Linked DNA regions of Mus musculus: region 1 is linked to region 2. Evidence: chromatin loops called from intact Hi-C (ENCODE). Cell type or tissue: heart. All regions are shown on one strand. Each heading gives the region's core, and the rest is flanking DNA. Links, peaks and the distances in the headings are about the cores only. Region 1 overlaps Chd1 (chromodomain helicase DNA binding protein 1). Region 2 holds the start of Pdcd2 (programmed cell death 2).

The links. Peaks named below come from ENCODE experiments on the same cell type or tissue, not always from the same donor. Only the 100,000 strongest peaks of a DNase experiment are listed, where the experiment ranks them.
Region 1: a loop joins it to region 2, with 3 times the contacts of the local background. A loop is called at or near these places in 19 of 42 quality-filtered maps.

Annotation. Positions count from the first base shown.
Region 1 is chr17:15,722,597-15,725,515 of GRCm38, forward strand. It overlaps Chd1 (chromodomain helicase DNA binding protein 1), which reads left to right. Exons shown (of 36, transcript NM_007690.3): 3 at 2,673-2,874. Among named protein-coding and RNA genes, the nearest start is that of 5830433I10Rik, 19 kb to the left of the region's middle. In heart, for the core only: CTCF peaks have their summits at 1,468 (motif pointing left) and 1,668; no DNase peak of the experiment used is centred there.
Region 2 is chr17:15,525,986-15,528,904 of GRCm38, forward strand. Pdcd2 (programmed cell death 2) reads right to left here and starts at 1,316. Exons shown (of 6, transcript NM_008799.2): 1 at 1,006-1,316; 2 at 388-627. The coding sequence starts at 1,288. In heart, for the core only: a CTCF peak has its summit at 1,374; a DNase peak (open chromatin) is centred at 1,346; H3K4me3 peaks cover 2,036 bases; H3K27ac peaks cover 1,595 bases.

The DNA.
Region 1 (2,919 bases), core at 109-2,608, 200 kb after region 2:
ACAACCCAATAAACTACTGTGCACGTAAATACCAGAGTTCCGCTTTCTAATAATAAACATGTTCCTTTACTGGAACAGAGACGGACGGATGGACGGACGGATGGACGGATGGATGATGGATGGATGATGGATGGATGGATGATGGATGGATGGATGGATGGATGGATGGATGATGGATAGATGGATGGATGGATGATGGATGGATGATGGATGGATGATGGATGGATGGATGGATGATGGATGGATGATGGATGGATGGATGGATGATGGATAGATGGATGGATGGATGATGGATGGATGGATGATGGATGGATGGATGGATGATGGATGGATGATGGATGGATGATGGATGGATGATGGATGGATGGATGATGGATGGATGGATGATGGATGGATGGATGATGGATGGATGGATGGATGATGGATGGATGGATGATGGATGGATGATGGATGGATGGATGATGGATGGATGGATGGATGATGGATGGATGATGGATGGATGGATGGAAGGAAGCTGCCCTTGGTCCCATCAACCATTAACTTTTAAATTTTAGACACAGTGTGTTAGGTCTCAAATTGTAACCAAGAGTGCCACTGATGTTCTGACCTTTCTGCCGTCTCCACCCACTTAGTGTTTGTAGGCACGCTTTACCCAGTTTTATTTTAACTCAGGGCTTGTGTATGTTTGGCAAGCAAATTTTATGCTAGGTGCTTTAGTGAAAATAAGAATGCCTGCAAAGTAACAATCTAAGACTTTCCATCTCCTTAATTTTTTTTTTTTTATGGGAAGGATAAATTTAACAGTGCTTTCTACTAAATGGTCTTGATTGATTCACCAAACCTAGTCATGTCTAGATCAGCTGTTATAAACATAGCACAGGAAGCTGCTTATCAGCTTACAGAGCTACCTCAAGGTAGGAGGTCTTTTGACTGTAAAGACTTTGTTGTTTCAGTCTCCCCAGGCCTGATCTATGAGTGGTTCTCAGTAAAGTTTATTGAATTAATGGGTTTTCTTACCTGCGAGTTAATAGAGAAATAAAATTGTCAGGGAAAAAAAAATCTCCACTAGTGTTGCTCCAGTTTGTACAAGTAAAGTAGTTCAGGTGAAATGGGACATCTCCCCTGTTTTTAAAGACACTTCATGATAGCTGAGAGACTCAGCTGTGTGTTTGCGGGAGGAAATAAAGGTGGGAACGTTAGGGAATGGAGAGAAAAAGCAGTGTTGGTAGAAACAATGTTGCAACCATAAATCTCACTAGAGGAAAAGTTTTACTTTATTACTATGAAACAAAATTACACCACATTTTAAAAATATATATGTATTTGTCAATTTAAACATTTATTTTGCAGAATTAAAATTCTTTCTGGAAATTTTATTACTCTATTTTATAACTCTCTTAGGTATCCCCCCCCCCACCCCCAAGGAGTAGCTTTTTAAAGTAGTCTATCAGCAAATTGTGCCATCTGGTGGCAGTTTGGAAAATTACAGAAGGTAGAAAATACCTTCTGCTTCTGTCTCTTTTTTTTTTTTTTTTTTTTTTAAGATTTATTTATTTATTATATGTAAGTACACTGTAGCTGTCTTTAGACACACCAGAAGAGGGCGTCAGATCTCGTTACGGATGGTTGTGAGCCACCATGTGGTTGCTGGGATTTGAACTCCGGACCTTTGGAAGAACAGTCGGGTGCTCTTACCCACTGAGCCATCTCACCAGCCCCTGCTTCTGTCTCTTAAGTGATTGCAGTCTTGCATCACTACATTGACAGAAATAATCTTGAAAACAAGTATGTTGTTTTCACTGCAAGAAATGGGCTTATTTTCTACCTACTGTAGTAAGAATTCCCAACATGTTTATTAATTTCCCACAGTTTCTAAATTTGAACTGTTATAGGTAGCCTCTAGTAGGGCTTTTTTGACTTACACATTTTTGTCTTCCCTGTTTCTAGCCGAGGATCTCATAGTTGGTAGGCCTTGCACATCTTTGAGGGAGATTACAGTCCTACAAATAAGTATGTCCAATGGCCTGTGATGGCACACACCTTTATTTAATTCCAGCACCCCAGGAGGCAGAGGTAGGCAAATCTCTGTGAGTTCCAGGCAAGCCTAATGTACAGAGAGAGAACAGCCAGGACGGCATAGAAAAACCTTGTGTCTCACAAACCAAAACAAAAGAAAACCAAATGTGTATGCCTGTCTTAGTTAGGGTTTTACCCTTGTGAACAGACACCATGACCAAAACAAGTCTTATAAGGACAGCATTTAATTGGGGCTGGCTTATAGGTTCAGAGGTTTATTAGTCCAGTATCATCAAGGTGGGAGCATGGCAGCATCCAGACAGGCATGGAACAGGAGGAACGGAATGTTCTACATCTTCATCTGAAGGCTGCTCGTGGAAGACTGGCTTCCAGGCAGCCAGGGAGAGGGCCTTATAGCCCATACCCACACTGTCACACCTACTCCAACAGGGCCACATCTCCTCATGGTGCCACTCTCTGGGCCGAGCATATACGAACCATCACATATGTCTGTTACTATAATGTACATTGCCCTTTGTGTTTGGACACAGATAATTGAAATATTAAACTGTATGTTTAGCTTTCTGCTGAAGAGGTAAATTCCTGTCGAATTTTGCTCTGATGCTCTGATTAAAGTTTTTTATTTTCAATTGTAGTCAGTCAGGTGATGATTGTGGGTCAGCATCAGGCTCTGGATCTGGCTCGAGTTCTGGCAGCAGCAGTGACGGAAGCAGCAGCCAATCCGGGAGCAGCGACTCTGATTCTGGCTCTGACTCAGGAAGTCAATCAGAGTCTGAATCAGACACATCCCGAGAGAACAAGGTTCAAGCAAAACCACCAAAAGTCGACGGAGCCGAGGTAAGTTAGTGCAATTGAACTGGCTTAAGACAGAAGTTAAATCTT
Region 2 (2,919 bases), core at 320-2,819:
TACTAACCAGTACCCCAGAGCTCGTGTCTCTAGCTGCATATGTAGCAGAAGATGGCCTAGTCGGCCATTACTGGGAAGAGAGGCCCCTTGGTCTTGCAAACTTTATATGCCCCAGTACAGGGGAACACCAGGGCCAAGAATCAGGAGTGGGTGGGTAAGGGAGCAGGGCTGGGGGGGGGGGGGGGGGTATAGGGAACTTTCGGGATAGCATTTGAAATGTATATAAAGAAAATATCTAATAAAAAAATAAAGCTGGTTGTGTTTTAGATTAGCGAAGTGTTCATGTTACCAGTTCCTAAAACTTTTAAAGTATGTTTTCTAATTTCAAGTTTAACCAGAAACTGGAGTACCTCAGTTGACAGAGACGGTAAGGCTAAGTTGTCTTACCTGACTGTGTACAAGCCTGCTTGTGTCCCAGCCGCCAGTCTAATGTCTGATGCTCCTTGCTGCAGTAATGTGCCTGTTTGCACCTAGAGCATGTCATAGGGGCCAAGCAACCACAAACCCGACAGAGATGGGCTCCAGACTTGAGCTGGAGGCACACACATTCCGTACCCAAAGCTTCTGTTTCAGAAGGGGGCTCATAGGAGTAGAATGCGTTGTTCCTTGGTAGCTGATTACGAAAAACTGAAATGAAGAGGAGAAAGGGGTACGTGAGATTATCTTTCCGTGAAACAAAATAATTGAAACATTTGAACCGTTTTCGGTGCTTCACCTCATAAAACCTCATTTAAGGAAAACCTAAGGTTTTTGCTTTCGGGGTGGGGGGGCGGTTTTTATATGAAAGGGAATAAAAATAAAAGCTAAAGAGCTTTTAAACCCGGGAAGAGTTCCGTCTGACAAGAGAAATTGGCTTTAAGGAGTCCGTGCCCAGGATGAAAGGGACACGATTCTAAGACAATTCCGGTACCTGAATACAACCACTCGCGCCAACCGATCGTCCTACGTCCAGGGTTCAGCCCCCGTGGCAACCCTCGCCCGGGTCCTGTCCCGGCGGCCGCTCACCTCGCAGGCCGGCGCAGCACGGCGGCTCGCGACAGCAGAAGAGAAAGAGGCTGCGGTGGAAGGCGTCGTCCCGGCCCGGCAGCGGTGCGTACACCTGCAGCAGGAAGGCGAGCGGGCGGCCGCAGCGCGCACACGCCAGCGCCCCGGGCCCCGGCAGCTCCGCCAAGCCCAACCACGCGGGCCGCCCGCCCACTTTGCTGGGAAACTGCTCGCTGCGCAGCCTCCAGGCCGGTGCCTCCTCGGCGAAGCCCAACTCCACAGGACCAGGGGCGGCTGCAGCCATGCTCGCAGCAGGACTCTGCCACCAGGCCGGAAGAGGGCGGTCACGTGTTAGGCCGGAAGGCGGGAGGCGGGGTCAGATCTCGAGCTGGGACCGGACTGGAGGTAACCCTATAGGCAGGAAGCAAAAGTGAATAAAGGACGCTGGTGAGCAAGACTACCTCCATCGAACTGTCACTGTTTCTGGGGATCCGAAGGCCGGAAGCTCTTCAGACCTCTGAGATTAGGGTGTCGGTTGTAGATCCTCAGGTTGGAGTGAGGGAAGTGGGGGCATTCTCAGCACTCGGGGACAAAAGACAAACTTTAATTAGTTCGCAGCTGTAGCCTTTCGCTATTGGGTAAGAGACTCAGCCCGGATCAGAAACATTTCATGGTTTATGCCGTTAGATATTGTCATAATCTTTGTGATTATCTTAGAGTGGTCTTTTAAAATCTCTGCTTCAAAAGAGGTTTTTCCCGGAGCTGAGCAAGTTTTACAGAAGCTGAATTTTCAGATTTTTATTATGACAGTTTCTCTAGCAAATGGAACTTGCTAAGTGGATATTGGTGGTGGTCACTTCTTAAGGGAGAACAAATGCGTGCTTCCTTTGGAAGAGAAAGGGGCAAGTAGGCTTCCCAAAGCAGAAGTTAGCAGTTTAGGTTATTCTGTTATCTCAGAACAGAGAGTTTCTTATTCTCTTATCTTAGTTTTATGAAACTGAATACATCCTAAGTAATGTCGCCAATCATAATTAATGTTGAAGTTTGCTATTTTTATCTTCTCTTTCAAAGGGAGGCTCTGTTCTCCTGTGGAAGAATTGAGGTTGGGGGCGAACCCACACAGACCCTTGAAACCTGTCCTCATGCAGTTAAAGGATGTTCAAAACTGGGGTGGAGGAGAAAGATGACCGGATACAGTTGAGGAGGAGCACTCGAAACAAACGTAAATCATAGCGCTCTGCTTCACACAGTTGGGTGCTCCCATACTCGCTGCCCTGTGTGTTGGATTTAGACAGGAAGCAAGATGTAAAGACAAAACAACAGTGGGTTTTTTGGCTAGTGTAAACAAGAATTCCTGGAAAGGAGCTGTCTACAAAGTCTGGTTAACTAATAAAACTTTTTGACTTTGAAGAGTTTAGAATCTTTAGAAATGGTACTATTTCTCTTGGGTTGTCTTTAGCCCCTTAAAGATACCTTAGTGGCCGCTTTTGTGTCAGACCTAACACCTTGATAAACAGATAAAGACTATTGGACTGTATTAACAAAATGCTATTCTCCACCAATCAAAAGGCTAACAATGCTATCAGATGGTGTCTCAGGTCTGTACTGAGATTCCTCTGTAACTACTTAATGTTTCCACAAATGCATTCATTGTTAAAATACCTTGATTTCAAATTTCCTTTTTGTTCTGTTACTATAAAAACTCCATGAAAGTGCTTCCACACTGGAACATATAGTACTTGGGAAGACATGAATATATGTTCCCGGGCTACGATCATTCAAATTTGGCTCCGAATGAACTTTTAACTCCCTTTGAGGTGAGAGCTGTAGTTTTTGCGTCAATATTCGTAATGGAACTGAATGAAGTGGGTTCCCATCTTGGTTCGTGCAGAGCCAAATAAAGCCCACCCAAGACAGAAGAGTGAGCACATCAGT